Linked DNA regions of Mus musculus: region 2 is linked to region 1. The links are chromatin loops, found by intact Hi-C in ENCODE. Cell type or tissue: left cerebral cortex. All regions are shown on one strand. Links, peaks and the distances in the headings refer to the core of each region. The heading gives the core; the rest is flanking DNA.

Evidence for each region. A loop is a pair of places that touch in the nucleus more often than their neighbours do. Peaks named below come from ENCODE experiments on the same cell type or tissue, not always from the same donor. Only the 100,000 strongest peaks of a DNase experiment are listed, where the experiment ranks them.
Region 2: it touches region 1 in a loop (2.1-fold over the local background); 2 of 42 quality-filtered maps call a loop at or near these places.

Annotation. Positions count from the first base shown.
Region 1 is chr10:23,158,025-23,174,989 of GRCm38, reverse strand. Eya4 (EYA transcriptional coactivator and phosphatase 4) reads left to right here. Exons shown (of 19, transcript NM_001347372.1): 4 at 1,867-1,991; 5 at 11,504-11,596; 6 at 15,836-15,902. It overlaps Gm24655 (a small nuclear RNA gene), which reads left to right and starts at 8,019; the gene lies at 8,019-8,125. In left cerebral cortex, for the core only: no CTCF peak of the experiment used is centred there; no DNase peak of the experiment used is centred there.
Region 2 is chr10:23,216,443-23,233,407 of GRCm38, reverse strand. Eya4 (EYA transcriptional coactivator and phosphatase 4) reads left to right here. Exons shown (of 19, transcript NM_001347372.1): 3 at 6,557-6,606. Among named protein-coding and RNA genes, the nearest start is that of Gm24655, 58 kb to the right of the region's middle. In left cerebral cortex, for the core only: no CTCF peak of the experiment used is centred there; a DNase peak (open chromatin) is centred at 10,062.

The DNA of each region.
Region 1 (16,965 bases), core at 3,712-11,711:
TACTTTCCCTCACATATTTGCTTCAATTTAAAAAGATACTTTATTTTTGTGACGTGTGTCCATGTGGTGTATTACATGTTTATACGGAGGTGTGTTCATGTGCATGCCCGTGCAGGTGGTGTGTATGTGAGAGAGCACATGTGGGGAGGCCTTAGGATGACTCTGGGTGCTTTTGCAATGACTCTTTATCTCATTTCTAAGACAGGATCTACTCCTGAGCCTTGAGCGCACTAATCTCTCTGGCCAGTGCATCCAGGGAGCGCTTGCCATTCTCCACCGTGCTCAGCTCTTGCCTAAAAGTGCTGGGGGTTTGAAGACAGTCCCTCACGTTTGCAGGGCAGGCATTGTCCTGTCCAACCCTTTTTACAGCCCCATCCCTGGGATTTTCTTCATTTGATAACTGATTTGGAGATTTTCTACATTTCTACTGAGTCAGGTGTGGCCTCTTTTATCCAACCTGAATTCATTGACATTGTTTAATGACTTTTCATCCTTTGGATACCACCAACGTCTCTAGTGATTGTTTGGAATTAAAAACTATTTGTATTGATTGTAGATTTTTCTATTTCTTCTCTCTAATGTTTCATTCTACTGGTGTCTACTAATTTTTCTGTTTCTAGTTTTTCAGATGAAAATGTACATCATAGATTTTCAGGCCCCTTTCCCTGTTGCTCACTAACCACCACCATATATACTATATACCAAGCTCTGACTCGATGTATTGTCACTAGTATTTTGCTCTATAGGCCATTTTTCATTTATTTTTGAATTTTTCTTTGACTTACATTAGAAGATTAAATAGAAGTATAACATTTCATTAGCAAAAATTGGGGTTTTATATATCATATTATCATTTTATTTTTGAATGACTTCATTATGGTTGGATATCATATTCTATAAGATTTACATTTAACATCTTATTAGTATTTATCTTGTAGGCCAGTATAGTTCTTTTGGCAATGTTCCATGTCTAATTAAAAATAGCTTATTTCTATAGTTATTATTAGGTCCTATAAATCATTGGTGATGATAATGCGTTAAGTTTTTTTTTTAATTTTATTTTGGAGTCTTTCAAAAGAATGACTTTTGGCCGGGCAGTGATGGCACACGCCTTTAATCCCAGCACTTGGGAGGCAGAGGAAGGCGGATTTCTGAGTTCGAGGCCAGCCTGGTCTACAGAGTGAGTTCCAGGACAGCCAGGGCTATACAGAGAAATCCTGTCTCAAAAAACAACAAGAACAACAACAAAAAGAATGACTTTTGTGAAATAATGTTCTAAGGTTCCAATCAGGTCCACAGAGTTAGTTGCCTCTTTCTTCCTTTAATTTTGTCAGAAAAAGTCAATCCTTTCAGGATCTCAGGTTTATTAGATACATCAACTCCTTCCTATTCTCAGAAGCAAACCTGTCAAAGTCTCCTCTTTTTGGATAGAAAGCATTGTTTTCTGTTAGAAGACTTGCAAGTCTGGCTGTCAGTCTGAGGGTTGTTTTGAAGCCACTTGGATCAACTTGAGTTGTGTTTACTTCTGGCTACGGGTTACTTCCTCACTGGCGACGGGAGCTGCCGAGTCACGGGAATTAAACATTCTCCCGTTCCCCTGTGTTGCTGTCAGGAATGATTTATTTCATGGCAGCATCCATGTCAAAGTAGACAGTCATGATCAGAGTCTGACCTTTTCTTTGCATCATTACATGAACACGCACGTAGGATTGCACAGCAGAACAAGTCATGCTGTCTCACAGTGGATTCTACCCCTATTTTCAGTGTGCTGCCCTTGACATACATGAGCACTCAAAGACTGAAAGGAGAAATTAAAAAATGTTTGCTGAAATGTCAGTTTGATCTCTGCTGCTCCTATTCTAACAGGTCTATGGAAATGCAAGACCTAGCAAGTCCCCATGCCTTGGTTGGAGGCAGTGATACACCTGGGAGCTCCAAGCTGGATAAATCTGGTCTCAGCAGCACTTCAGTCACAACAAATGGGACAGGAGGTAAGTGCCATCCCAAAGATGCCCACAGTCACCTCTAAGGGCTTGCCTCAAGCTTCATGCTAGGGGTTGTTAGTAAATAGCAATCCTATTACTGATGCTGTGATCAGAGTTACGTACAAGAAATATCCAGCTAGTTTATAAGTGTTCTACTTATCTTCAAAGTTGAATCCCTTATCTATAGCTATGAGCATACATAGAGAATATATTAGTCCCGAGAAATATTTCAAAAGATTTCAAAAGGTTACCTTTTCATATCTTTCCCTATAAATATTCCACAGAATTTAAAAATTATAGATAAAAGATATCACCACATATATGTGTGTGCATTAATTTGCATATTCAATATTTTTGTTTTAGTTTCAAATTTAAATAAAAAGTGTTATCCCAACATTTTTCATTAAGATGGTGTTTATTGCAATTGATTTAAAATGCAATAAAATATTTATATCTACTGCATTTTTTCAAAAAAATAATACTATGACACATAGCATTTATATCAACGAGAATTAATTGCATTTTCTCATTTTATTAGGTCACAATCAATGCCACAACTTATGACAACAATAAGTTATTGTTTTAAATATTCTTCATTATTATTTTTAAGAAATGCATTCAGTTTGTCAGAACATATGATCCAAGTGTGCAAAAATATGTACATTTAGAGACACCATGGCATATACAAACAAGCAATACGTAAATTGTATTTTAAATTATTCACCATCAGCCTAGGTACCAAAGTCAAGTTTATGAAAACTCTATTTTACTTAACAAACTATTCATATGGTCAGATATCAGCACTTGCCACATCATATTTTCTTGTATCTGTGAGACTGATATACCCTTTCCCAATTAATCTGAATTGTTTTGTCAAGTTGTGTGCATTGCAACCTATCCTGCACTTTAATAATGTGTTACACCGAACCCTTTGTAGATTAACACTTCCCTTGTTAACTTGTCTCTAAACACGCATCTGTAATTTCAAGCTAATGAGTGGATGGATTTGGAACTGCAAGTGTTTCGGGATATTTAGTCAACATCCCCAGAGCATGAGCATTTACCTTTAAAGTCAGAGCTGAGGACAGATAATAAGACTGGATAATTGAAGTTGTCTGAAAGAAGAGTGGGGAGTCCATGACTCATACGCACAGTTGCGAGCACCAAAGCAGTCCTGATGCACTAACGCGCAGAAGGCACACAGTTAGAGTCTTGCTGAAAGGTCGGAAACTGGTGCCAGCACTGATGATTGCCCAAGGACACTCAGCATGCCTTCAGACGATGAACTCTTATACTGTTCCTGTTCTCAGGGGACAACATGACTGTTTTAAACACAGCAGACTGGCTGCTGAGTTGCAACACCCCCTCTTCTGCAACAAGTATGAGAGCCGATGGTACACTGCATGTGTTTGGGTGTGTGGATTTGACATCTGGTTTGCTGTCTGCTCTATGTTTGCCCCTCTTTTCTATGTTCTACACTTATAAGCTAAAACTGGCAAGTAAACAGGCCTTGTACCTGTTCGTGTTTAACATCTGGCTGCAGTTTTCTTATCATTTATAACTCTAATCTTATATGCTTAGATTGGTGGGGGGGAGGTTCTTATACGTTCATACTGCTATACCACTGGGGATTATATTTACTCATAGCTAATTATCAGTTTCTTATGCTGTTCTTTCAGCCCAACAAAATCATGTGAATGAGAACAGGCTAAGCCAGTAAGGGTTCACAGAAACTCAATTACTCAATGGCCTACTTATGGCCATAGTTTATAGTCTTAATACTACTACAAGGTTTCACTATCTTATATTCTTTGAGAAATATTCCAAAGAATCTAAAATAGAATTAGCATTCAATAGTCCACCATTTTAAAAATTACTAGTAGTGACAGCTGTGCTTATAAGATTATTAGCATGACACAGTAGAACATGCCTGTAATCCCAGCTGCTTAGTAGAAAACTCACAAGATTAAATCCAGTCCACATAGTAAAACTCATTCTTAACTAACTGAATAAATGAATAAATAATAAAATTATAAATTAAGTCTCCTAAAAGCTTCCAATCTATTGATATTGACTGCATTCATCTGTACATGTAAACATTCTCCTAGAATAAATGCTAATATGCAATCGAAAGTAAAAACAAAACCAACACAGGCCTACAGAGCCTTCCATCTTAGGATTTAAATGAAAACGTAGATCACACCCAGGCATTAAAATAGAGAGTTTGGCTGGACATTGCTCTATTTCAGATTAAATTAAAATACATGACAAATAAAAATTATTATATTCATTATTTATATTTTCATAATTTGAATTGTAGATATTTTCCATTTCCATGCTTAAAATGTGTTGCCAGAATGTAGCTATTCTTGATTCCCTTTGGTAAAGAGCCAGATGGTAAATGCTCTCCCATGATGGTAGTCAGTCATTTGGTTTTCTCCAACAGCTCATCTCTACTGTGTACAAGCAAAAGTAGCTCTAGCCTGTATGTAAATAAAGGCACAGTGCCCAGTTCCAACAAAACTGTATTGATAGACCCTGAAATTTAAATTTTATATGCTTTTTTGTGTTACAAATATCTTGTGTTACAAAATATTCTAATTTTGCTGGTTGTTTTTTAAGACAATTACAATGGAAAATTCATCCACAGCTCACTGATATTTATTCTAAAATGGTTACAACGTGTGATGCAATGTTACAATGGCGAACTCCTGCACCGAGTGTTTCATTCAGCCCATGTCATCTCACCCAGGAGCATCTTTCTAAGTGTACAGGACCACATTTTCCTGCTCCATCATCCTATGCTCAGGTGGTCTGTAAGGGCAAGCATGTGCACAGCAGGAGCACGATGGATCTGGACCATCGCATTCAGATACACTGACTGGCTGTGTCACATCAAACAAGTTCCTGGTTCCTCCACGTCTTAGCTCCTTAATATGAAAGGAAGATTCTAGTCTTCCTGGCAGGCATCTTTGTTAGTAGATAAATCGATTGGCAATAAATACCACTATAGTTTTCTTTCAATAGATAATTCCATAATAATTAGAGAATAGTTTTTTTTTTTTAAGGAAACATTCATTGTTTGAAAATATTTCTTACTCTACAAGTTCTCTGAATTTACAAATGTGTAAACTGGACAACAGAAACCAACCCTGTAGTATTGGTATGCTAGAAATACTTTGATCCAATAGTTAAGCGTTAATAGTAATAACTGCTGATGAACTGGGTTCTCAGACACTGATAGAGAAATTTTAATGAATTTTATTGATACCTCAGCAGTTCTTATGACACAAATGTTTCCTGTTTGGTCTCTCTTATTGAGGACAAAATACTTTTAAACGGTTTATTTTCATGATTAGTTTTAGATCTCTCTGTGTGTGGCCCTAAAGTGGTATTTACAGGTACTTGTGAGCCCGGGATATGGGTCCTGGGAGCTGAACTCGGGTCCTCTGCACTTCTTATTGGTCAGCCATCTCTTTGGCTGTACTTACTTTATTTTAATACTGGTTTTAATATTAGATTTAGATCCTTTGATAAATTTATTACAATAAAACCAGAAGCAAAGCCAAAATCTAATGGCCTTTCCCAGTTTTTTTTTTTAGCATTAAAACAAAATTTAATTATAAGCTTTTTAGGTAAATTGAAACATTACCTTAAGACTCTGCTACCTTATGTCACCTAAGCATCTCATGTTTCCTAAACTGAATTAAGAAGTTACATCACCTTAGTTCCGACTATATTAACCTATCTGTAGATTTATGTTGAAAGCCACATTTTCACCTCAAATGTTTATCATTTGTAAAACTTGATGAAATGTAAAATGTAGGAAGGTGTGGTACTGTATGCCGATAATCCTAACATGCAGACTACTTGGCAGGGAGGAAGGGAAAAGGGGGGGGCGGGGCTTAACACATAAGCTACGAGCGCTGCATGAACATGAGATTATTTCAGCTCTGCTGTTAGTACACAAATACAGCAGAGAGCACTACCTAAATACATGAGGCTGGCTGTGTTCAAACACTGGAATACAGATTCCACATCATAAAGTGTTCTTACATTGCTTTATAATCATTCCCAGACACTAAAAATACAGGCCATTGAACATATTTGACATAATGAAGCAAGTCTATTGGTGTATTTTAGACAAAAAAAAAAAATCTGTAGGGATCTGAGAACCTTCTTCCAGATATATGTAATTTCTGACTTGGATTTTAGAAATACTGTCATGAGCATTGGCCTAGTCATATACATATCATATACAAATACTTAGATCTCATGAGAGGGCTTTGGACAATGTTTAAAAAAAGTACAATTTATTTTCTTGTTTAATTGAATCATAGCGAGACCCAATTATATCCTATCCTGTGTACCAGAAAATGAGAAACCCCAGTGCTCCAAACAGTCAGCCACCAAAACACTGCACGAAGCGAAACAGACTTGAAAATAGCAATGGAAGCCAGGGAGTCTCCAAGCCAAGTGAGCGACTAGAGCAGGAGATGACTTAACTCCTCCTGGAGCTTGAAAAGTCCGGATCAAAAAGATTGGGGAAACCAAAAACAGGACACTGTCATTAGCTGTACTCGGAACATTTGAAATAGATATCAAGGAATCTTCTAGAACTTTTCATATTTAGACAATAACTCACAGGTAGTAAACTTGTTTCTCCTTATTTATTTAGGAAGAGAGTCTCCTACTACTAAACTCTACTGTCTTGGTATTCTATAACTATGCACTTGTAGGGTGACAATCATCCACTGTCTCATCAAGTTCTGTCACAAAATTAAATATTTATTGTCCACCTAGGAAGAGAAGGCACTGACAGACATGCCTAAGATTTTTGAGTTGATGTATTGATCCGGACAAACATAAATGATGTGTCATAGTGGTTAAGAAAGCTGGTAGGCGATGCTCAAGTCCAGGTAGTGTTGTAAACCAGATCTTCTCAATAGATTTCTTGTTGAGATTCTTAGTAGAATCTGTCAACAGTCAGAGAGAGAGAGATAGAGAAAGAACTTGAAGCTAGTGGGGAGGGAGGTGGCAAGAGTTTGGGAGCAGTTGGGAGAGGAAAAAAAAAAAACAGGACCAAAGTATGCTGTATGAAAGAATTAGCTGTATGCCAAGGTTGAGGGGGAAGTGTGTGGCGTTACATACATACCAGTTTAAGCACAGACTTCTGAAAATGAAGTACAAACTGTAAATTACTTGACCTGCCTTCCACGGACTAAGGTTAAGTTATGAAAATAAAATAAATTTCTCCACAAAAAAAAAATTACCACATATAGCTGCTAAGCCTAGGTTCTAAAGATACTCTAAGGAGACAAGATAAACTTTGCTTTGAAGACTGAGTTGGGAACAGGCATGAGAAATGACCTGAGAATTCAGAGGCTATAAATGACTGCCGACAGTGTCACACTTGGTCTGGACATGGTCTGTAGATGGCAAGTATTTTAAAAAGCTAAAGTACGAGAAAGTACAGTTCTGCTGTTTGTCTCTAGGTGAAGCACCCAGCTATAGGAATGGCTTAGCAAGGGTTCCGTCTCAAAGCGATCCTGGACGCGGTGAGATTTATTCTATCCCACTTCTAGATATTGTAGCTTTCTTATTTTAAGCATGCAGAAGAAAAAAGCCTCAAAACTTTCAAACCAGGACATTTGAGTTTGGCTGTTGATTTTAATTCAAAGTATTTGATGCAGGAATTTGATTTTTGCTGAAAATTTGGAGCTATCTGCTATACAAGGTTTTTCTTCCAATTTTAATATGTAAATGATTTTGGAGGCTATCCTAAAAATAGGTAATAACAACACTTGCTTGAAATATACTAGTTTACAAAATTAACATTACAAAATTAAAATATAGTTTAGTATTTTTGTGAATATATACTGAATTTGGATTTTTATGTTTTGAAAAATAGTAAGAAAAAAGAGACTTCTTTTATTAATGAAAAATTTTCTAGTATCACCATGGACATAACATTAAAATATAGTTTTGTACCTGAATAATATCTATTATATATCATTAAAAATGCAGAAACAAGTGCTTGCTTCTGCAGCATATATACTAAACTTGAAACGATACAAAAAAGATTAGCATGGCCCCTGCACAAGGATGACACACACATTCGTAAAGCATTCCATATTTTTTGCAGGCTTTTATTTTCATGAGTTCTGCTAATACCATTGTCACGTGCCCTTTTGAAATATAAGTGGGCTGTTTATTCCTGTTGTGACATCTTCCTACATGACTCCCGTGATGTTTCAACATAAATAAGAGGTTTCTTTCTGTAAAAAAATAAAAATATGCAGAAACAAAAGCAAGGCAGAAAAAGTGTGAACATAAACCAAGTATGTTTGGAAGCCCAGTGGATATGACGTCCATTACAAAGGATTACTTGTAATTTGGTGTAATGTATATTTTCTGCTACTTAGCATATTTTATAGTATTAGAAGTAGTCTAATAACCTTGTCCTAATGTTTATGAGAATTTTTATGATATAAAAGTATTGATTTATCTTTTTTAGTTTTCCACCACTGAGAAAAATTGGAATAGCTGTTATTAGCAAGTTGCCCATTCTTCAAGTAATAATAACAAAATAACTTAATACTTTCCTAGGAATGCAAGTGATTTACCAATGACCATAAAATGTAAAAATAATTTACCTGTTGGAAAAAGAGAGTTAATTTTGTTCCTTTTTCTGCTATCCAAGAATTAACCAGGCCTAGCCCTGCTTAGCTCCTGTGGGCTAGATTCCACAGTGTTATAACCACAGGCATTGCCCATTTCTGCTTTGTACTACCCTTGCCTGCAAAGAAAAAGGAATTTGACATTAATGTACTTATTCTCCCTTCAAATGTTAGTATCAGTTTTGTTACCTTGTTATTTTAAAATCCATTCATGTTAGAACACTGGGAACCTCTTAGTATTTCTGCATTTCTTCACATTCTCTCCAGGGGATGGCTTTCCTCAGTAAAATAAACCACTTTTGTCCTGAATACAGACTTTTTAAATTAATGAAAGATGTCACCAGAATTATGAATGGGACCAAACCTCTTTTTCTCTTCTCCGATCTCCTTTTGACTGCCTGAAGCTTTCAAATTCAGGAAATTATAATCAAAACCAATGCTGAGTGATGCCTAAATCAACTCTTGAAGTTTGTATCCATGGTAACAACACTAATCATCATCAACGTGTCGGGCTTCTAGACCAGCTTTGACAAACTCAGCTCACCTCTGCCCCCCTTGTCTCACACAGAGACATCTTAGTAGAGGTATAATAAATCTCTGTTACAATACTGTTTACAGACAGAGACTTGTTTGAATGAGAACTTAGCCATATTAGAATTTGGAAGCTCTAAGATGTCTCTTGCCTCATGTTCCAGAAGTCTTTGGGCTACGCTTTTGTCACAGGTGTCAGAAGAAGTAAGATGCAGACTTTGAATGAGACAGATTCACAAACACCCATCTACATCGTCCTCTGTGTTATCTTTATGCAGCTAGGGAGTAATCCCAATTAGCAGGCAATACAGTGTAAAGAGCAGATCCTGTAATTCACCAGCTGGTGTCAAACTCAAACTCTTAGCAGCAATGTGATCAGGGCAAGCAATTTTGTGCTTCATGCTTCAGTCTGTCATTTGAAAAAGATGGTAATAGCGTCACCTAACTGCTGTGGGAGTAAACGAATTCGTCATTTATATGGCTTACATCCATTCGTCTGGATTGCCTAGACTGTGATAGGCACATTTGGAGTGTGTGGTAATGCATCAACAATGCTGGTTTTCATTGTGTTTTAAAACAATAGTCCATGAGGGAAACACGCATAACATAGTCTGGTAGCATATCCCAGTATTTTACAGCTGTTTATTATAGTGAAGTATTTTCAATTACTCTAAAGGGAATCACATTTTTGTCATACTCAGAGCTACTGTCTGGATATGACAACTTCACACTGGTACACAGACCATAAATGCCAAGTATAAAGATCCAACAAAATTCCAATCAAAGTTTATTGAATGTACATGTTCTAAAACTTAGTCATGTCTGAATGCATAATAAATAACTTTGTAATAGTAAGTAGTTCTTGCAGTGGTAAATGCAGATCAGGTATATCGGATATATTGTAAAGGCAAATTACTGAATGTAATAACTACAGATCCATTATTCACTATTATGCAGATGGCTAGACTAAACAGATTATTGCTACTATTAAAAACAAGAGAGAGAAAGAAACCTTAAATTCCCCTTCTCCAAAAATAAGTAATTCTTAAGTGTGTATGTGTATCTGTGTGTGTGTGTGTGTGTGTGTGTGTGTTTAACTTCCTGCATTCAATCTTTATAGTTGTCTGAATCTCCTACCAATTCATGTTATTATTCACTTGTATATACTAAAGCTAGACCTCAATGAGAGGTTGGCTGAGTTTGCTACAGAAGGGTGTAACATCACTGCATGCTTCCCGTTAGCCAGCCGCTTCTCTAATGGGGTCATGTTTCTCTCTTGCTTGGTTGGTGGGTGCTGGATGAGCCCACTAGTCTTTTGTACCACACTGACTCATGGTCGGCTAGTATTAAATTCTCTCCTCTAGTGGTCTGCTTGCTTCTAAGTTACTTAACTGCACCAGCCCACTTAACAGCCAGGGCACATGGAATGTGTCAAGTAGAAAATAACTTAGTTTATTTCCTGACTGCTATGATATACACATGTGGTAGGATTTTTGTCAACAAAGGGAAAATATGGTGTGACCAAATTAGTAGAGGCTGTGTCATTGCATGTGATAACGATGACAGTGTGTGCCAGCCCGCTTCCGTGCCAAGGGAGGAGTTTGTCAAAATTACGTAGGTAGGCATTTTATGGAGAAACTTGTGATGCTGTAGATGTCCTCTCTCATTCAGTACTGATATCAACGTCCTCGAAAGAAAAGGTTATGCTGTTAAATAGAAAGTACCCAGCACTACAAGAACTTCTTTTGGTGTTTTGCTTTGTTTGTTTTATCAGAATATTTACTGAGTGCCTTGTCTTTCACCTATGGTGAGACTAGGCTCGGGGTTTCATGGATTTGCTTATGCCTCCATTGAACCCTCATGCAATTTTCTCTACATATTTTATTTTCTTTGAAAGATTAAAACCCACAGTTGTACATACCTCTGCGATTCCTTGAGTTGAGTGGTGAGAACCCTGACTTCCCTTCTGTCTGTTAGTGTGTGCAAGTGTGCTTAAGAGAGTTTTCTAAAAAATGCCAATCCAAGGGCTGCTGGTTCCCGTTTGAAGGCTCGCAGCCTTTCAAAGCCAGACTCTCAGAACCAGACCAGCCAGAGGATTTTAGAATCAATCCTCTATAAATGCATGCCCACTTAGAAGCTAAATTAACAAAGCTTTTCCTCGGTTCACTTCTCAAGTTTTCTCTTGCATGCCCATGATAGCTACAAAAAAAAAAAAAAAAAAAAAAGAAAGAAAGAAAGAAAAATAGCAGCCAGGGCCTTTACTGTGGAGTAGAAGTAAAACTCACCTGTACTTATTCTTCTGCGTAGTGTCTCTTCTTGCAGTCAAAACAGAGCCCTTGCACAGCAGTGAGTCCACTACCACGACTGGAGATGGAGCGCTTGACACTTTTACTGGGTCAGGTAAAGCCTTTAGCTCGTGTCTCTGTGTCCACGTTGGGGTCCCTGCACATCGTCCTCTGTGAGAGCAGCACAGGCTCAAAGCTGTAGGAGTTTTCACAGTTAGAAGGTCCGCCAGAAACCCACCTTCCAGAAGAACTAATTATCTTAAAATTACGTGTGTTTTGAAATGGTGTTTGGAACCCTTTTGCCAAGCCTTCAGCTGCACGGTAAAAAAATCCCATGATGTTCTCATTAGCCGAGCCAGCTCTCTTCATTATTTTATACACTGCTTGATCAATTTAATAATTAGGTCCATAATAGCTAACTTTGTTCCTTCAACCTGCCCGTTTAAATTACATTAAAAACTGCCTTCTGTCTACCCTTCTAGATGTAAAACTATCCATTTGATTCCTTCTAAACAACCTTGTTTCCTCTCTGGGTTTAAGAAAGTTCTCCTGTGTAGGCAGCTGAAAGACAAGTATTAAAGGTTAATGGGTTTCTGGAGAACACATGCTGGTTACATTAGAACCCAGCCTGGGATAGTGGTCCCGTGCTTCAAAGAGAACAATAGTATGTCTTTAAACATCAATCCTTTTCAAATATAAATACCTGATAACTCCCAGCTGGGTATAAAGAGTACAAATTAAGTTGACTTAAAGGCTCTTTTAAAATTACTATTCTGTATGGCTTATTATCTAATGAATAAAATTTTGGAAACCCAAGAAAGAATGTGTATATCACAAAAATAAACATGAAGCCCAGAAAAGTGTTCCGGCAGTTAAGTCTTGGTTCTGTAGCTCTGCTTTAATATATTTTATGTTTATTCATGTTCTCATGTACAAGGATTTTATGTGGGTGTGCTTTATGCAGAAAGACTTGAGGGATGCCTTGAGTCTAATGCCGTGTTATGAAACATATTTCATTTTTATGGAGACAGATGATCCAGCTTTATTCGTTCACACCAATTGGAGCAGTTGTCCTACACGCACATAAATACTAGCACTCTAGACAGAACTCAGTCCTAGTGGGCCAGCCTGGCATTAAGACGCATGGGAGCAAATGAGCATTACTCTCCGTAAGCCACCTGCCTCATAGGAGAAGAAAAGGCGCAAGCTTATTTCACTACTCTGTGGTGTTTGCTAACCAGAACTATTGTTAATTTTCTACAAAGTAAATGTAGGCAAATCGTTTGGGGGGGCGGGGGTCGGGTGGGGTGGAAGTGCATTAAATTATGAAGCAGTTGCTACTGTGCGTCAAGAACTTGCACGTCTTTTGAAAGATGAGCTGCCAATGCACAGGTTGTAACTTCAGAACTTTGCAGTCCATTTTACAAATAAGAGTATGAAAATCCTCAAAGACATGCAGAGTGGTTTGGCCACATGGTCAAGCAGAGACTAGCCTAGAACCATGTGCTGACAATCAGGCCCTGACTGGGGGGTTGCACTGGAAACGGTGATGGCCAAGAAAGAAAGAGTGTAAGCACTCTTCCCACTTGTCCTGAATAGTACCTCTAAAGACGCGTTCTTGCTTTTCTGCTAAGAGCTCTCTAGGGTTCCATGGTCTAAGTCAAGGAGCCACTTCTACTACATGACTATTTAGTTTCAGTAAATTAAAATTTACTGAAATAAAACAAATACATTTCTGGTTAAGCCAACCCCTTTCCAATTATGTAGTTCCTGCCCATGGTTGGTGGCTACCTGAGTGGAAACTCAGATGTAAAACTATGGAGAGTCTACTGGACGGATGGCAGAGGGCCAGAATGGACCTTCTCTGCTAAGCAGTGATTCTGCGGTCACCGCAGGCTGCAGTGTGAGACACTCAACAGAGTTCTGCATGTAGTCCAACCATCAGTAGTACCCTGGCTGTGGTATTGCAAAACATCCCCTACCGGGCTAAGTACACCCCGCCGCTTCTCTTCCCCCTGAGAAGCACTAAGTTACAAACTAAATCATGGTAAAGGAGGTAAAGGTTTAACATTGCTTGATCCCATCCTGTGAGAAACTGGTAATGGGCATTCATTATAAGTTATAAAATCAATTCTCAAGACAGTCCAAAGGTACCAGCACAGCTTCCCCCAGTTGGGCGAAGTGATCGAGCACAATAAGAGTAATGAATCCGGTGCCTTGAGGAAGGTGTGAGTCACTGTGAAGTGGCAAAGCATGGCTCAACAGTTTCCAGACTTTCCCAAAGCAATCTGCAGATCTTCCTGGAGAGACAGCTTCTCCAGGGACCAACATAATAAACAACTGTGCTGTTGCCTACCATATCTAGACAGTTATCAATTTGAATAAAAAGGATGAGATTTAGCAATGGACTTTTATCACTTTCATAATCAGCTCAGTTTTCTAAGCCAAAGGTTTTGTCTTCTAACCTGTTTTACAGATATTAATATCAAGCCCCAAAGGTCAATCAAGCCGTTAGTGTTTGGGGTACAGTATCCTCTAAATTCATTCATTGAAGGGAATATGTGTTCTATATGTTCGGAATAGTGTTCAGGTCTGTGGGGCTTTCTGGAATATAGAATTCGTCTTTGTCTGATTTAATAAAAGATGTTGTAAGTTAATATTTCTCATTATTTTGTCTTATTTGAAATCCCTACAATTTTTCAATCTTGAGGATAGCCTATCAGTATGGACAGCTCAAATTTTGATTATCCCAACAGGGACTCCTATCAAAAATCAGAAAAACCAATATGAAATTAAGTCTTTCTTAACTCAGTTTCTATTATAGTATTCAATATTGTGGTAATTAAAATAATGAAAAGTTAGTTTCCATGGAACATAGCACAAGGCTCTTTTCTCATTTATTTGATTTCAAGGTTTTTTAAAATTATTTTTGGTTTTGGAGAATGTAAGTGAAGGGTAATGTTTTATTTCTAAATATATAGAGAGAATTTACTTAAATCCAGTTCCCCAAATCTTTAGAATGTAACACCCTTATGGTCACAGTTCGATGACTCTCAAAACTGATTCACAGTATTGGGGAGTGTATGCTTGCTGTACACTGTTGCTGTGAAAATTAAAGTTTTATTTTTCCATTCTACACTTACCAGCCAAGCAGCAGGGTAAGAACACTACACACTTAAGACAGACACACCGCATGTTGAGCACACTGCACACATGTCTGTGAAGCTCACAGGGGCACTTGATAGCAGTTGGACATAGGAACATATCACATTGCATGAACCAGCCAGCAACCTAAACCTATTTGTCACTTTTTGCCGTTCTAAACGTTTAGCTCCACCGTTCATACGAACAACTCAGAAAGGGTGTAGTGCTTTGAAGTTTAACTATGATTGATTAGACTAAACTCATGCCAGCGCTGTGTTGTGTACTACTTTAATCTTTTTGAAACGTGAATGAACAGCAGATGGCCTAATAAAGACACTCTGTGTGCTTGCCCAGTACCGACTGGCTGGGAAGGAACTGGCTCGACACATTAGAATCCATGTATGTGCAGAAAGTGCATCAGTCTTAGTCAAGGCGGATGGCTAAAGGAGGGAAAGACTTCCAAACCTTTGGATACATTCCACAGCGGGGTGCATATTTGAATGAAATATTGAAATAACCTGACTTTCCCTTTTAAGGTCTTCTCCCCAAAACATCATCTTTGATGGTTCGAAACAGGCTTGAAGAGATAATTGGTACAACACTTTACATCACTCAAAGCGAGGCAGCTTATCTATAGCCCATGCTGCCTGTGCACATTCCTATTACTCAAATATTTTGACTGTACATTTTTAAGCACCCACCTGATTGATAGGCCAGGAGAAATTGGAAACAGTAGCATTTTACAATCAGGAGATGCAAGTTTGAAACCTGAATCTCTTAACAATTACTGTTATTTTAGTTAGGATAAATATGGAATCAGTATATCAGTATCGTATTTGGGTTTAAGGTATAAGTTTGCACATATAAAACATTGACTTTTATGCCATGAAAGTTTACTGTGTAATCAAAGCCATTTGCCAGTAAGCTCTCAGTACAGAAGAGCGTAGCAGGGACCTGAGGAAACGGAATGTTAACAGTGTTTGTGGGAGGAACAGACACGTCAAACTCCTGCATCAAAACTTAAAGCACTTTAAAAGGAAAACGGTGTCTAATCAACTGCTTCTATTTGAAATGGGTTTGAGAAAGACATGGACTTTACGTTTAAGATAAACTGTGTTTAATCTGCAGTTTCCCTAAGTAGGCTGCGCACTGTGTGATGAGGATGTGTTCATGGAGCGCTGCTCCGTGTGCTGTCGTTTGTGTCTTATAGTAATAACAAGCAGCGGCTACAGCCCCAGGTCGGCGCAGCAGTACTCTCCACAGCTGTACCCCTCCAAGTAAGTGCCCAGTGCGGCCAGTTTGGCTGGAGAGACTTTTTTTTTTGAATTTACATGTGCTAATTTTATATTCACATATGAGAACTTTAGATCGGAAAGATGTACGCGTGTAACTATTAAATCTGGATAGATGCGTGTGATTAGATGTGATAGATTAGATTAGATGTGATAGATTAGATTCGATGTGAAAGAGTATATTTTACAAGAATTAGAAACATCCAGTTGTCTTGGAAATTCCTATCGTCCCTGATGTTCTCTTGCTCTGAGGAAAACAAGAAGCATGTAGACAGATAAAGCCTCAAAATTCTTCACACCAGGACACTTGGATATTGTTTTAGAATTCAAACATATGGTGTTTTCAACTACACAAGGTTTTTGCTTTAAATCTTTAGTGTATAGTGATCTTTGTATGCTAGCTTGAAAATAAGTAAGAATCTATATGTAATGCTAGTTACAAGAATAATAGATGTAACTTAATATGCATTTGAGCATTTAAATAAATATGCACTGAATTTGGATTTTAACATAACTTTATCCTCTATTTTTAAGGAAAATTCAAGAAACAGTGATTAGAAGAAAATATACAGAGATCATACTTTAACCAAACACCAATCCAGTCCCTTAGTGAAATATTTTCTAGAATTCCAAGTTACAACAAACACACTTTTGAGAATTTGCTGTGTTATTTTTAAAACTAGCATAATCATCTGTTTCAAGGACAGGGAAAATAGATCGAATTCCAGTTTAGCTATACTGGAGTTATCTGAACTTGTTTATTTAGCAATATATATAAAGATTCAAGTTTTCCTATGCATGCACATTAAAATATAATAAGTTAGGTTCCTCTACAACCAGGACGCCTTAAGTATGGGCTAAGGACTGGATTCCAAGGAACATGTACGGAATGGCCCAATGAAAAGAACTGCATTCCATTTCTTTACAAGAGGACACTTCCTTTTCTCGGATTTCCAATTTAGAGTAGTGAATTCTTAGAAGGCTTGCTAGGTAGACTTTTGTAATTCATATATATCACTGGGACACCTGTGATAAGTGTGGATATACT
Region 2 (16,965 bases), core at 5,903-13,902, 56 kb before region 1:
AAGATGCTGATATGTAAAAATGGGGGGATTATTCTTCCCTGTTTCCTTATGATTGCTCAGTACAATGAGCAACATTACTTTGTTTGCAGTGGATTCCACTAAATCACTTTACAATTCAGGAACAATATCCCATTCTGATTTTTTTCTTATGATAAATTGTGCCTTTCTATTACAGATACATGGGACTTTAAAAAAAATAATGAGTAAATGTCAATAAAAGACAAAACAAAAAAGAAAACCCTACAAAAACCAGGAAGAGACATGGCTTTGGTACTTACTGTGCATATTTGTAAGGAGAAGAGAATTTTGTGTAAAAACACGTATCTGCAGTATTTTATGTAAACTCTTAAAAGTGGAGGACCTCGTCTTGTTTCCACACTAGGGGAGGGGGTGCAGGACAGGAACTTTCCCCCCTGAGCTGTAACACAATATGTTATGGCATCTCTCAATTCCTCTTGTGGCATTTTAAGTTCTGAATTACCTTTGCCCTGTTGGGTGATAATGAAACAACATACCATTAGGAGGGATTGAAATATTTCTAAATAATTCATAGAGCATGTGGTATTTCTGGCAGATGGCAAAGGACTATGGCATAACGGAGGAGAAAGTAGATGTAGTAGAATTTTGAGGGTTGATTCAGTTTGACATCTGGTTCCATGCTTATGAACAGTACATAAATAATTATGCTTTATTTTCCTGTGCTATTGTAATAAGTTATTTTTCAAGCACACAGCCTTGAGACAGGCTATCAAACAACTGGAATGTTATTGTGGCGGTGGATGTCGATCGAGAATTATAGACCTAGGGTTTTTTCCACTTAAACATGATTTCTCCCCAGTGTGTGATTTTGTTTAACCTCCCTCCCCAAGCCAAGGTCCCTACGCTGAACACCAGAAACAAATACTGCAGGGGAGAAAAGGCGTCCACTTTGTTATTTGTTTTGATTTGTTTTGTCTTCTTTTGGGTGTGTGTGTGTGTGTGTGTGTGTGTGTGTGTGTGTGTGTGTGTGGTGTACCTTCATGCATCTGTGTTCATATGTATGTGGGCTCACCTGTATGTGCAGTATACCATATGCACACACTTGTACATGTAGCACTACTGTTTTTAATCTTCATACTTAATTTTGCTGAATGTTACATTTGCAATACTCATTTGTGTCTTTAATATAGCACGTAAAAGAGATTACGTCAGTTTCTTTTTGACTGAAACAGATGCAACTTTGTGTTATGAATTAAGAAAAAGTCATATAATCGTTGCTATTCCAAGAAGTATAATTTTACTATTTCAAAACACAAAAAAGTTAGGATCCTTGCTGTTCTGCTGTATTAGGCTATTCTTCAATTTTATTCCACCCGGTCATGAAACAGACTTTACAAAGTATGCACATATACACTACATCTTGATTTACAGTGTACTTTGTGTATTGTTTGTTCAGTCAGATTCATACTTAGAACACTCATATTGGAAATTGAAGTAAAGCTAGTAAGCATTGTTGACAATAATCTACTTTATCCCCTTTATTTACAAAGAGTTTTGAATAGAAAAGTTTATATTTTCATAGATTTGGAACAAATTCTCTTCCACCACCATTCATTGGGATATAAATAGTAACTTGCTCATGGCATTGAGAAACTTTCAGTTTTGTTGTTTTTGTCTGAGATTTACAATTTCAGAATAGATCTTTCATTTTCTCTATATAAGAAGTTATGAGATGCAAGGTTAACTTGAAAACATTAAAATTTGAAAAATGGCCTCTCTAAAATATCATTTGCCTTAAGTTATACGTTATTGTTAATGTTTTAGGAACCTGAAACAGCAAGATAAAGTACGAAATAACTGTAGTAATTGATTCCAGCTTTTTGAAAAGACGATTAGTAATATCAAAACAGGTCATTCTTATTTATGCACTTTCTTAGAAGTTACTTCTACTTTTTCTCAAGAGATTGTGAGCTTCTCAAAGCACCAAGTGGTTAAAAAAATGTGTGGAAATTATGTAGTTTGATATTTAGACTTTACCATGCTTGTCATAATAGAAAACATTCTAAAAATTATATTTCCTAGCTTTTAAAAATACTATTTGTAACACCAAATCTCACATCCTCTACAACTTATTTCATATTATTCTTATGTTACTCAGGTCAATGCAGCTAACAGTCTTGACCAATAAATTGTATTTTAAATAGAAAGATGAGTTTATAAATGGTGGTTGTCTGACTAAATAATATTGCCTGCTTTCGCTGCCAAGTTATTCTCCTTGGTTTTCTTCTGTGCTCTTGGCTCTTCTGGCATTGATTTCCTCGTTTATCACTAGCATGCTCCTCCTCCATCACTTCTCATCGGTCACATGATCCCCAAAGTCAGGCTCTTGCTGCTCTAGGCCAAGGCTACTCAGCTGAAAACTGACGCAACCATATTTTAAATTTCCTAGTGGCTACGTGATAAAAGAAGAAATGTGGGGAAATGTTTTATCAGATCTAATATATCCAAGATCTCATCTCACTTCCCAACTCAAATGATACAGTGATGTTTTTACTTTCTTTTGTCAATACTCAGATTTTTGAGGTCCAGTGTGTATTTATGCATGGAATGGTTTAGTTCACTCCACCCATGATGTGAATTCTAAGTAGTAAATCCATGGCTGTGTATCTCTGCTGGCCACCCTGCTGAGCAGCTGAAATTCTGTTCATGCCTAGAGAGTGGTTGGTGTTTCTCTGGCTTTCAGTAATGTTTTGCTATGAGAACACACTGATAGGAAGTAAGCTGCTTTTCACAACAAACCCTGACTGTAACTATTGGGGTAGTGGTGCTGGCACAGTAGATGCTAGAGATACCAGATAACCTTTTGAGACTCCTTTCTTTTCCTTACCTTGAATTTAAATGTTATCTGTCTTTGATGTTTAAAAGAGCAGTTATTTTAGTAGCCTAATTTAGAAGATGTGCTGAGAGATTTCTGCAGTGATAAGAAGTAACAAGTGTGCTCTTCTTTGGAAAGTGGTCCGTGGCTCTTTAATTTTAATGCACAGAGTTTGTGAGTCCACGGAGCAAAGTTTCAGTTGGATAAGTCCTCAGACATGCTGCTCAACATAGTGCCTACAGATAACAGCAGTCTGCTACATATATAAACACGTCCAAAGACGGAAGAACTTCTGTTGTTTCCTTAGCCTAGGCACACAGGTAAGATGAGATTTTTGGAGATTGATATCCTCAGTAGCACATTATGGCAATGACATCACAGTTATATTCTTATCACAGAGTCATAAATCTATGCACATTAAATATGTACACCTTTTTGTATTTCAACCATACCTCGGAAAGAAAGAAGAAAAAGAAGGGAGGGGTAGGCAGGGAGGGAGGAAGGACAATTTAAAAAATAAAAACAACTTGAAAACGCAGCACAGGAGAGGACAGACTTGGTACATACCCTTTACTTTTGTTTCCTGGCAAGTTGATGTTTTTGCTGGAATTTGGGCAAATTGTCTAACCAATGTGCAACTCAGCTCCTTTTTCTTTTTCTTTTTCTTCTTCCTTTTCTTTCTATCTATCTATCTATCTATCTATCTATCTATCTATCTATCTATCTATCTATCTGCCTATCTATGTTTATTTCTTTCTTTCCTTCTTTCTATGTATCTATGTACCTATGTACATATGTATGTATGATATATGTATGTATATATGTATTTATCTATCTATGAGCCTATCTATATATCTTTCTATATATCTATGTATCTGTATGTCTATGTACCTATGTATGTATTTATCTATTTATCTATCTGTCATCTATCTACCTATCCATCTAATCTTCTACCTACCTATTATCTTTTATATATCTGCACACCTAGCTACTTATTAATTGATCTGCCTATCCCTCTTTTCTTTTTATTGGTTACCTACTTAGTTGAACTTTGGAGCAAGACTCTTACTACATATGTCCATGCTGCCTTTGAACTCTTGGATATTCTATGAAAACCAGGATTTGCACTTAAATTGTGACCCTGAGTTTGAGCCTTATTTCCAGCCTTGCTTATTCCAAGTCAGCTTGAATTTTACTGGAGTCAGAGGTGATGCATTCAGTGAGAGCATGCTTTCTTCCAGAACATGCACGAGTCAGAAGATGCTGTTCAAATAGAAGAGTGAGTCCAAGGCTGGTGGATCCTGCCATTGCGGAACATAATAAACTTAGTAAATATCTACATTTTCCAAAGTTCTATTTAACTTTTTCGCTATTGATTAAGAAATCAGATAGAGGCTGTGCACAGCTTAGTGGTAGAACAGTTGCCTGGAATGCCTCCAGCTACAGGTTACTCTGTAGTTACTCTGCAGCTGAAAATAAATGAACAAATAAACAAGTAGAAATTAGACATCACCGTGAAGCAGAAAGGGTTTGGACTTTCATATAGCTGCAGATTTTCAAGGACAGGCACAGTTTTCAAAACATATTAATACTACTGTCAACTGTAATATTCAGTTTTGCTCAGAAATGTCTGTACAGAATGCCTTCCACCCCCACCCCACCCCACCCCCACGGGCTCCTATTTCAGCTTGCATCTTAGCTATGTTTGCTGCTAAGCTGCTGACTCACTTAATGAACAAGCATCTTCTCTGATACTGTGGATGACTCCTCTCTGCCCTTCAGCATCCACTGTGTCCCTTTCCACCTGCCTTCTAGACTGTACCCATTCCAAGTGTATGTTAGAGATTTTCAACAGTCTGAACTGTCCGAAGGCAAATTTCTAAGTTCTTTACTTGGTATAGGGGCATTATCATGTGATTTGTCTGGCAAATTCCTTGTTGGTAGAATACCTTCTTTGGGGTACACAGAGTTGTTTTTGTTTACAGCCTCAAATGCTCATTTCAGAGTCCATTTGCCTCTTTTCTCATGTTCTTAAGGCAGAGTTAATTTGCTCCCTATATACCACATGCACTTGCTCAATTCTTATTTAGTTCTTACACTTCCGAAAGACTACTTTTCCCCCTCATCTGACAACAAGCTGGCTGGATATAATATTAACAATCTAAGTAGAAACACAGCTCTAATAATGGCTAAAGTATAAGAGATTCCTTCTTATTAGTATAAGCTATAAGCCTAATAAAGCCTGTGCACTCGTTAAGAGAACGTGAGTCTCCACTGATGGCTGCTAAGACTTCTTCAGTCAGCCCCAAAGTTACCCTCTTGAGGAAACTGGCATGCAGCTTGGGATCATTTCTACATGCTCATCTGGTAGTTCTTTGCAGGAAATCTTTATCTTGATATCTTTCTGTTTACTTCTTATTTTCTATTTATAATGCTGGCAAAGACTTTATAATAGGTTTAAATACCCTTTTAGTTTTTGAGAAACTAAATTAAATGCTCATTTGAATTTAGAAAGATAACTTTACCAAACAAATGTGTTCTTTGATAATCTCATACATGTATATGTGTTCTGATTGCTCTAATCAAACCTTTCTTATCCCCCACTGGACTTTCCCACTGCTGGGATAAAGGCTGACAAGTGTCATCCTCTGCAGAGCGGGCTATGCTTGCTGGGCCTCCAGGCTACATACTTGAGATTAAAACTCAGTGACTTCTGTAGGTTGCCCAGAAATGCTTCTTTAATGCACACATCTATAATATGTGACATGGGAATGTATGTTATATGTTCCTAATATGAATGAAGAGTTTCTGAAGAGTCTGTTCCATATACAATACTCCTATAGGACCACAGTAATGAGGTGGGCAAGGTACCATATGCCTGTAATCCCAGGATTTAGCTGGAAGAGGCAGGGGGGATAAAATAGTTCAAGGTCACCTTCAGCTGTATACCAAGCTCCAAGCTCTTTTGGGTTCCATGAGACACTGTCTCAGAAGACATTCCCACACAAACAGATACAAATCAGACAGTTATATATTCTTTAGGTTAAATGGAACAGACAACGGATTCGTGTGTTGTCTTACTTGTAGAAGGTGACCTGCATGGCAACTCCCAGAAGGAAACGCTACTTTTCATTCCTCACCTATATATGGGTTAAAAACCTAAGTTAATCTGGAGTTTGTGCAAGCCTGTGTAAAAAGTCTACACTGGTCAAACTTCATTGACATGCCGAGAATGTATTCAATGCTCAGTCAAGATGGAAATGAGAGAATTTAACATAGCAATGATTTCACTAGTGCTATTATTGTTGTTGTTTTCGTTGTTGTTGATGATGATGTATGCATTAATAGGAGACAGAATCCCCTCCTCTGGCAAAGCATTCTCAGTGGACTGAGAACAGTGAGACTCCCTGGTTTCTGACTGGGGAACTTGATTCTTTGGTTTCTTTGTTCTTCTGGTCCACGGCTGTTTTAACCACATATTTTACATAGTCATGGAACCCAGGGAAGTACATTTGGCAGCTGTTCCTGTGACAATAATGAAATGTAGTATCTAGTGTTGTGTGCTATTGAACACAGTGTGTGGAATAGTGTACAGAGATGTTTGTGGGTAGAGCCAGAGCCACTTTGTATTTAAAGAGCATGTGACTCTGAGTGAGGAAGTTGTATTCTCATAAGATAATAACTAGTGTTCTCTTCCTACAGGTAAAGAAAACGTGCCCAGAAGCAGATGTTTCGGAACCTCAGAATTCCAGGTACAGTAATAAAAACCAAAACTTCATTAAGAAAAATTACCGTTTTGGAAAATCACTAAGTTGTCATACTCTAAATCTGATATGATACAGATTGAAGCACTGATATTTTCAAGGAATAGATGGATGGATGGATAGATGGATGGATGGATGGATAGACAGATAGAGTGCATATCTGGCAAGAGCATTATTAATCCCCAAATCCATTTTTAAAAGAAAAGTTTGAAGTCAACTTCAAAGAATAATATAAGAATTTCTAGCAACACTTCAAAAACTTTTCCATGGGTATTATTTTAAAAACCTTATTTTTATTCATTTTAAAACTTTCTTATGAATTTTTTTCTGGAATTGTACTCGGGCCCAAACAATCATTGAATCTGTTTTTTATTAAACTCCATATTTTTCTTTCTAATGAAATGTGACTGAATTTTGAGAGTACTAGCAAATTAAAAATCTCAAAATCAACTTAACATTCTGGTTATTGTTTGGGGGAACTGGTAGAAGAGAAAAATTAAAATGGCTACGCCTTTCATATAGGAATTTAATAGCATTTACTTGTTTGTGGTTGGGCTAGTTGCCCAACAGATCTGCTCCAAGCCTGTGTGTTGTCACTGCTTTCATTTCAGAATCCAGGGTTCCATTTTCAATGGACAAGTCAAAGAGTATACGAATACCATGGCAATACAAGGAACACGTCCTTACCATGCCAGTGCTATGACTTGCTCTGTGTTATTAAGACACTGCTTATTGTGAAATGCACACTGCTGTACTGCGACTTTTTTTCCTGCGTAGGATATATGTAGTGATATTTCTCAGAATACCAGAACAATGCAGATATCATTAAACTGCTAAGGCTCCCATACTTTCCTTTTGAAGAGTCAATGTACATCATAGACCATCTATTTACCAGTCAATAGGATATTCCTGTAGTTGATTCTTTTACCTATTAAATGATTGTTTAAATGATTGTTCCTATGTAGTAGGATATTCCTGTAATTGATTCTTTTACCTATTAAATGATTGTTTGTATGCTTTTCCTTTAGGTAATTTAAGGGCATATGTAATGATACGGAATTATTGATACCTGGCCTTTTGTCTTTAAAATTAGTTGTCAAAATAAGGTTGAATAATTTCTGTGTATTAAGGCTTTATGAGGTGGACAGATCATCAGATTTTTTGTCTACAAAGCAACATAATCTAGAATGTATGGGGAGGAGAGAGATCTCTAGAGCCTGTTCCTGAGACACTTCCTCATAATTTCACTGCAGCTATGACTAACAGACCTATGATTTATTTAGTAAGATTTATATAAATAATTGGATAATTTTTGTAAGCAACATATGGGAAGGATCATGCTGGAAAATAGCAAGATAATCATCTTCATTATCAATATTTCATGTCAAATAATTTATACCTACAAGACCATCTTCTGCTACATATGCAGCTAGAGACACGAGCTCCAGGGGGTACTGGTTAGTTCATATTGTTGTTCCGCCTACAGGGTTGCAGATCCCTTGAGCTCCTTGGGTACTTTCTCTAGCTCCTCCATTGGGGGCCCTGTGATCCATCCAATAGCTGACTGTCAGCATCCACTTCTGTGTTTGCTAGGCCCCAGCATAGCCTCACAAGAGACAGCCATATCAGGGTCCTTTCAGCAAAATCTTGCTAGTGTATGCAATGGTGTCAGCGTTTGGAGGCTGATTATGGGATGGATCCCGGGTATGGCAGTCTCTAGATGGTCCATCCTTTTCTCTCAGCTCCAAACTTTGTTTCTGTGACTCCTTCCATGGGTGTTTTATTCCCAATCTAAGAAGGGGCAAAGTGTCCACCCTTTGGTCTTCGTTCTTCTTGAGTTTCATGTGTTTTGCAAATTGTATCTTATATCTTGGGTATTCTAAGTTTCTGGGCTAATATGCACTTATCAGTGAGTACATGTCATGTGAGTTCTTTTGTGATTGGGTTACCTCACTCGGGATGATGCCCTCCAGGTCCATCCATTTGCCTAGGAATTTCTTTTTTTTTAATTAGGTATTTTCCTCATTTACATTTCCAATGCTATCCCAAAAGCCCCCCATACCCTCCCCCCCACTCCCTTACCCACCCACTCCCACTTTTAGGCCCTGGCGTTCCCCTGTACTGGGCATATAAAGTTTGCAAGTCCAATGGGCCTCTCTTCCCAGCAATGGCTGACTAGGCCATCTTTTGATACATATGCAGCTAGAGTCAAGAGCTCCGGGGTACTGGCTAGTTCGTAATGTTGTTCCACCTATAGGGCTGCAGATCCCTTTAGCTCCTTGGGTATTTTCTCTAGCTCTTCCATTGGGGGCCCTGTGATCCATCCAATAGTTGACTGTGAACATCCACTTATGTGTTTGCTAGGCCCCTTGCCTAGGAATTTCATAAATTCATTCTTTTTAATAGCTGAGTAGTACTCCATTGTGTAAATGTACCACATTTTCTGTAACCATTCCTCTGTTGAGGGGCATCTGGGTTCTTTCCAGCTTCTGGCTATTATAAATAAGACTGCTATGAACAGAGTGGAGCATGTGTCCTTATTACCGGTTGGAACATCTTTTGGATATATGCCCAGGAGAGGTATTGCTGGATCCTCCAGTAGTACTATGTCCAATTTTCTGAGGAAACACCAGACTGATTTCCAGAGTTATTGTACAAGCTTGCAATCCTACCAGCAATAGAGGAGTGTTCCTCTTTCTCCACATCCTCGTCAGCATCTGCTATCACCTGAATTTTTGATCTTAGCCATTCTGACTGGTGTGAGATGGAATCTCAGGGTTGTTTTGATTTGCATTTCCCTGATGATTAAGGATGTTGAACATTTTTTCAGGTGCTTCTCAGCCATTTGGTATTCCTCAGGTGAGAATTCTTTGTTTAGCTCTGAGCCCCATTTTTAATGGGGTTATTTGATTTTCTGGAGTCCACCTTCTTGAGTTCTTTTTTTATATATTGGATATTAGTCCCCTATCTGATTTAGGATAGGTAAACATCCTTTCCCAATATGTTGGTGGCCTTTTTGTCTTATTGACAGTGTCTTTTGCCTTACAGAAGCTTTGCAATTTTATGAGGTCCCATTTGTCGATTCTCGATCTTACAGTACAAGCCATTGCTGTTCTATTCAGGAATTTTCAAAGCATGCTACCTTCAGCTTAAATTTTAGAGCATAGGATTTGGTAATAGTGTTCTGAAAAAAATCTAAGAGAATTGAACACCATATGGAACAATGTATCAGCATAAAATGTACTCTAGGGAAAACACTGGCTGACAAAATGTTGCCCTGCTTAGAGCCTAAAGCAAATGTCACTCATGTATTTAGCTAGCTTTATAGAGTGTTTATCTTGGGTTTGGAATGATCAAAATAGATGCAGATGGGAAATGTTTTTATAGTGGGGAAGTAATTAAATCGCGTGTGGGGCTTAAGAGTATTCTCGGTGTGATATATATGTATCAGCAAATTCTTTGTCTTGCTTGGCCTTAATTCCTCTTTTTGGAAAGAAATGCTTTGGCTGCAGATGTAAATGGTAGATTGGGAAAAGGAGAATTTATAAATGCATGCAGAGCACAGAGAAGAAAACTTGGAAGCAATGTTCCGAGTGTATACTAAGAGCCAGACATCGGGGGCTGAACTTGCCGACTCTTAAAACCATAAACTCGATGTCATAGGAAAAAGGGTAGAATGTGTACACAGAGAAATGTAAATTCCTTGAATATCTGCTGAGGCCTTGCTTCTGTCTCTGTTGGTCACCATGTCCAGAGTATGTTGTTCTTATGTTAACCATAAAATGTATGCATGGAATGAAGAACCTAATTTTTTTCATGTCTCAGAGTACTCTATGCTTAACCTTCCTACTGGCCAGACTCTTGAAACAAACTAAAACGTTATTTCAAAGCTAATTTTCTTCTACAGTCACTGTGAAGTCAGTCATGTAAATATGTGTCTCCGTCCAGTTTCTTTGAAACTATGTTGTATTCTGTTCTTGTTTAATATAATAGATAATAGAAAGATAATAGATTTTGTTTAATATAATAGATATCTCCTAGTCCAATGACTATTGGTTCGGTTTGTTTTTATCAGATGTTCCTACAAATCTTTGTTCATAAAGAAAAACACACAACAACATTATCAACATCAAACCCCAAACAATAATAAGACAAATCAAAGTCTTCTACTACTATTCCCTTTTATTCCTGATGGAGGAAGGGAATAATTTACCTCATTATTTTGTTGCACTTGCTTCAAATGCAATTTGTCTGGGAGGGCTACATGTTAAACAGTCCCTGTCATATGTGGTACATTCCTTTGGATCATCTTCTCCAGCCCTCCTTGACCGTTCTATTTTGAGACCTTGACTGGCAGAAGCTATTTGTCAGGCAGAAGTCAGAGGAAGAGGAGGAAATACAATTAAAACAGGGTAATTTTGTGTAACGATTGTTCTATTACTTAAAACATGGTAGGAATATACATTTTGGTGAAATTGGGCTGACAAATGACCCACAGAAAGAATGCCAGCTGCCTGTTCGTGACAGCTTGGTGTCACCCAGACCACATTGCCATCTCAAAAATCCACTAAAGAGGCTCAAAGGAGTATTGTTAGTATTATGTTATAGAGAGGGTAAGATGAGAGAATATTGAAGTGAGTAAAAGAAGAGGGTAAGATGAGAGAATACTTGTAGTGAGTAAAAGAAGGGGATGGGGTCCTCTGGGTAATAAGAAGAATTGATTCTATTCCTCTTCATGTGTTAAAGAAATGGTTTGCTAAGAACTTAATGATTTCCTGAACTTAACAAAGGCTGTGGTCTCTGTCTTCTTGATCTAGCTTCTGCTAATGTTGTGATTATCAGGAGAAGTGAGAAGTGAACAGCCAACTTTAAAGATGTGTTGAAATTCATTTCAATGCAATCACTAATGTTTAAGAAGCCTCAATCAGTTTATTTATTCAAGGACCATACACTTTTAAAAGCACCTAATTCACCTTTTTTGTTGTTGTTGTTGTTATTGTTTTGTTTTTCCAGACAGGGTTTCTCTGCATAGCCCTGGCTGTCCTGGAACAGTTATATATGTTTACTAAGCAGCTTACATATTTTTATGTACAAGCCTAATAGATATCTCAAATAATGAAATATGCACCTTCATACCCCCTACCTCAAAACTAATTCTGCCTGCAGCTTTTACATTTTAATATGACAACTCTATCCTTAAAAGTTTCTTAGAAAAAAAAGTAATTGAGTAACAACAACAAGACAGTTATAATGAAGACACACATAAACATTTATTTGTTATTTATTTATTTATCCATCTATTTATTTATCTATTTATTTATTTAACATCCCAACCACAGTTCCCCACCTTCCACATCTCCTCTCTCCCACCCCTATCTCCCAGACTTCCTCCTCCTCCAATTCCTCTTTATAAAAGAGCAGGTCTCCAAGACACAACAGCTAGACAGGACAAAACAAGATACAATAAAACAGTGAGAAAGCCCTTTTGTGGAATAGTTAAAGCATTATGTTCTATACATTTTTTTCCTTTTTGCTTATAAAGCAACCATATTAAGTGCTTCCAGAATCCCTAAATCTTTTTCTGTTTATAATAGTCGCCTGTCTAAAAATTAAATCCTATATTGTTTTCTCAGCAGGGAAACCTGGGGGGGCTTTCAGGAAATCTTGCCCAGAATTTTACCGTGTCAAATCAGCAGAGCATGTACCAATTTTGCCTATAGTATGTATCTAAATTCTTTATTAATAGGTTGGATTTTCTCATATCTTGAAAACTTCAGACTGTAATTGCAATAACCTATGTTTCTGTCAGTCACACGATGTAGCTGTAGAGCCCATGCAGCCATGAAAATATTCCAAGTGCATCGTTACATTGTTAAAATATGCTGTTTTTCCGAATTCAGAAAAATTACTAATCAGAACACAAAGCACTACACTCCTACATATTTAAGCCACTTCTTTCCCATTATAAAGCAAACTTCCGCTGGAAATGCTAGATGACTGATGGACGGAGAGAGGTCCTAAGACTGAGGTTTAATTCTCTTGTGGTTTAGTTAACTCAAGTCATAATACAGCTTAATCCCTTTCTCCCTATCTGGGGAGTGTTTTGTCTCATTTCAAAGTCTGACCTCATGTGGATTCCTCCCCATTCTCTTCATTATTTTGGCTGGCATTCACTGGAGGGTTTCTAATTCATTTTGCCTTTTCTGGGCTGTGTTGACAGATTCCTACAGGTGTGGATGCAGCTGGAGCCAGACGAAGACAAATGACATGCTCTGCCTTGTGGATCATTATAGCCACAAGAGTTAGCATTGCTTGACCCTTTGGTCATGAGAGCAAACTGAGCAGATTTCTTAGAAAAAACGTCTACAAAATCCTGAGCATTGATTTAAATAAGCTTCAAAACTTAGGTTTTTGTATGTTTTATAAACTATACCGTCACCAGTCATTTCTTAAATTTCTTTGGAAGCGTCTGGTGAGTTACCTTCACTGGTCAGCAGAGTGTAGAGCTAACCGTGTACTTGTTACCTGTTTTTTTAGAATGAACCAGCAGTTCTCAATCCCTTTGTGGGGGTCGAAGGACTCTTTTACAGTGGTCCTCTAAGACCATCGGAAAATAGATATCTCCGTTATGATTCATAATAGTAGCAAAATTATAGTTATGAATGAGCATCAAAATTAATTTTATGGTTGGGGGGTCACCAAAACATGAGAAACTATATTAAAGGGGGGAGCATTAGGAAGGTTGAAAACCACTGGATTGAACCTCCTCAAGTGGGTCTTCCAAGATTAAATGAGTAGGTGATTAGTACAGTCATTTCTCATGAAGTCTTGGATGTTTCATTGGTTTGCAGTAAGACTGATCTATAAAGCCATGGAAGGAGAGAGATGGTCTACAGCTCAAGCCTTACTGCCAGTGTCTCAACTTGCATGCACATCATTACTCCGTAGCTTTCAGACCCTGAGTTTTATGCTTAGGGTTTGGTTGTCCTTTTATTTTGGCTCTTTTCCTGTATTCTCTAATTGAAGTTCTAGGAATAGTTCAAGAGGTCCAGTGCCTCAGATCAGTGGGGGCTGAAGTGGAAAGTTACATTGTATATGTTGTAATAGAGCCACTGGATATGATGATGGAGCTATGGAAGAGGTTGGAAACAAATAAATTAGATCACATAGCTATTTGGGTTCTGAGTGTATTAGTTTGTTATCACTGCAAATAAGAGACAGTTAAAGTAGAAATTGGGCATTGGAGTTTTATTTATTCCTTGTTTTGTTTTCTGAGTCACAGTATAAATTCTCAGAGAACTTAAAGACTGGGTAGCATGCTGAGCAGTGGTGAGGCATGCCTGTAATCCCAGCACTTGGGAGGCAGAGGCAGGCAGACTTCTGAGTTCGAGGCCAGCCTGGTCTACAAAGTGAGTTCCAGGACAGCCAGGGCTACACAGAGAAACCTCTGTTTAGTTCTGTTCCCCATTTTTTTATAGGGTTACTTGATTCTTTGGAGTCTAACATCTTGAGTTCTTTGTATATATTGGATATTAGGTATAGGATTGGTAAAGATATTTTCCTAATCTGTTGGTTGCCATTTTGTCCTATTGACAGTTCCTTTGCCTTATAGAAGCTTTGCAATTTTATGAGGTCCCATTTGTTGATTCTTGATCTTAGAGCATAAGCCAGTGGTGTTCTGCTCAGGAACTTTTCCCCTGTGCCCATGTGCTCAAGGATTTTCCTCACTGTTTCTTCTATTGGTTTCAGTGTCTCTGGTTTTATGTGGAGGTCCTTGATTTACTTGGACTTGAGCTTTGTAAAAGGGAGATAAGAATGGACCAATTTGCATTCTTCTACATGTTGACCACCAGTGAACCAACACCATTTGTTGAAAATGCTGCCTTTTTCCCCCACTGGTTGGTTTTAGCTCCTTTGTCAAAGATCAAGTGACCACAGAGGTGTGGGTTCATTTCTGGGTCTTCAATTCTATTCCATTGATCTACCTGCCTGTCACTGTACCAAAACCATGCAGTTTTTATCACTATTGCTCTGTAGTACAGCTTGAGGTCAGGCATGGTGATTCTTCCAGAAGTTCTTTTATTGTTGAGAATAGTTTATTTTCAACTGAGGAAACTTGAATGGCCAAGAAGCACCTAAAGAGATGTTCAATATTCTTAGTCATCAGAGAAATGCAAATCAAAACAACCTTGAGATTCAACCTCACACCAGTCAGAATGGCTAAGATAAAAAACTCAGATGACAGCAGATGCTGGCAAGGATGTGGAGAAAGAGGAACACTCCTCCATTGTTGGTGGGATTTCAAGCTGGTACAACCACTCTGGAAATCAGTCTGGCGGTTCCTCAGAAAATAGGACAAAGTACTACCAGCTATACCACTTCTGGGCATATACTCAGAAGATGCTCCAACATGTAATAAGGACACATGTTCACTATGTTCATAGCAGCAATATTTATAATAGACAGAAGCTGGAAACAACCCAGATATCCCTCAACAGATGAATGGATGCAGAAAATGTGGTACATTTACACAATGGAATACTACTCAGCTATTAAAAACAATGACTTCGTAAAATTCAGAGGCAGATGGATGGAACTTGAAAATATCATCCTGAGTGAGGTAACTCAGTCACAAAAGATCACACACAGTATGTACTTACTGATAAGTGGATATTAGCCCAGAAGCTCGGAATTCCCAAGATTCAATTCACAGACCATATGAAGTCCAAGAAGTAGGAAGACCAAAGCTTCAGTTCTTCTTAGAGAGGGGAACAAAATACTCACAGGAAGAAATATGGAGACAAAGTGTGGAGCAGAGACTGAAGGAAAGGCCATCTAGAGACTGCCCCACCTGTGGCTCCATCCCATATACAGTCCCCAAGCAAGGATGCTGTTGTGGATGCCAGGAAGTGCTTGCTGATGGGACCCTGATTTGACTGTCTCCTGAGAGGATCTACCAGAGGCTGACAAATACAAAGGTGGATGCTCGCAGCCAGCTAACCATTGGTCTGAGAGTGGGATCCAGATGGAGGAATTGGAGAAAGGACTGGAGGATCTGAGGGGGTTTGCAGCCACATGGGGATAGCTACAGTGTCAACCAGCCAGAGACCCCTGGAACTCCCAGGGACTGGACCACCAACCAAAGAGTACACATGAAAGGACCCATGGCTGCATATGTGGCAGAGGATGACCTTGTTGGACATCAGTGGGAGGAGCGGCCCTTGGGCCTGAGGGGGTTTGATGCCCCAGTGTAGGAGAATGCCAGGGCAGAAAGGCAGGGGTTGGAGGGTGAGATAGAGGGATTTCTAAAGGGGAGACCTGGAAAGGGGAAACATTTGAAATGTAAACCAAGAAAATATCCAATTCTTAAGAATAAAAAGTCAAAGCAGAAGGAAAAGATAAAAATAAAAATAAAATGGGTTGACTCACTCAGGAGTGGCGGAGGGTGGGGGTGGGGGTGGATCAGGAGCCTGTCTTTTGATCATCTCCTGTTCATCTCCATGTTCTTGTAGCTGCCTCAGTGTCTCTGTCTGGGTGCAAGTCACACAGCAGGAACAGTCTGAGGAAGTGAAGTCTTCCCATTCATCCTCCCAGATAGTAGAGATTCATTTTCTTTATGTGTTATAATTGTTTAAGGAAATGGAATGGTGTCAGACAGGAAGAATCACAAAGCAACACATCAAACATGCAGCTTTCAGAAGCCACTGCAGCCTATAACCCACCAAGCATCCAGTACACCCTCCTCCTCCCCCTCCCAGAGTGCATAGCCTCCTACTTGTCAAACACCCATCTCCTCGGCATTCGCTTTATGTCCTCAGCTTACATAAAGAAAGTTGAAATGACAGATTCTTCCCGGCTAAGTACAGCTCTGTGGCTGATCATTCATTTTGCTAAGACAGAGGCTTATTTCATATGCCAAGCATTTATGAACTGAGCTTTACAAAGTAGAGATTGCTCACGACACATCTTTAAGTGACGTGACAGCCCAAGATGGATGTAAGAACTATTTTCTTCTTACATTGCTTTTTTGTAAACCTTTCCATCAGGCTTCCTAAATCCACCTAAACTGACTGGTTATTATACAATAGACCAGTCTCCTGCTTTCAAAAACTGTCTGAATATAAATTATTCTCTCCATTTCCTGTAATTAATTAGTTGTTAGATTGTCTGATTAGTACACTTCATATTCTGGTTTAAATCATTTAACTTTGTGAAGTTAATTTTGTCAAAATTAAAATCTAGGTTTGGACTATATTTTTCAAAGACTCCTGGTCTTTGACACAAATACAAACAGCCAAAATTTAAAGTTATGGCAAGCCTTCTAACAGTCATAGGGAGGTCACCAAT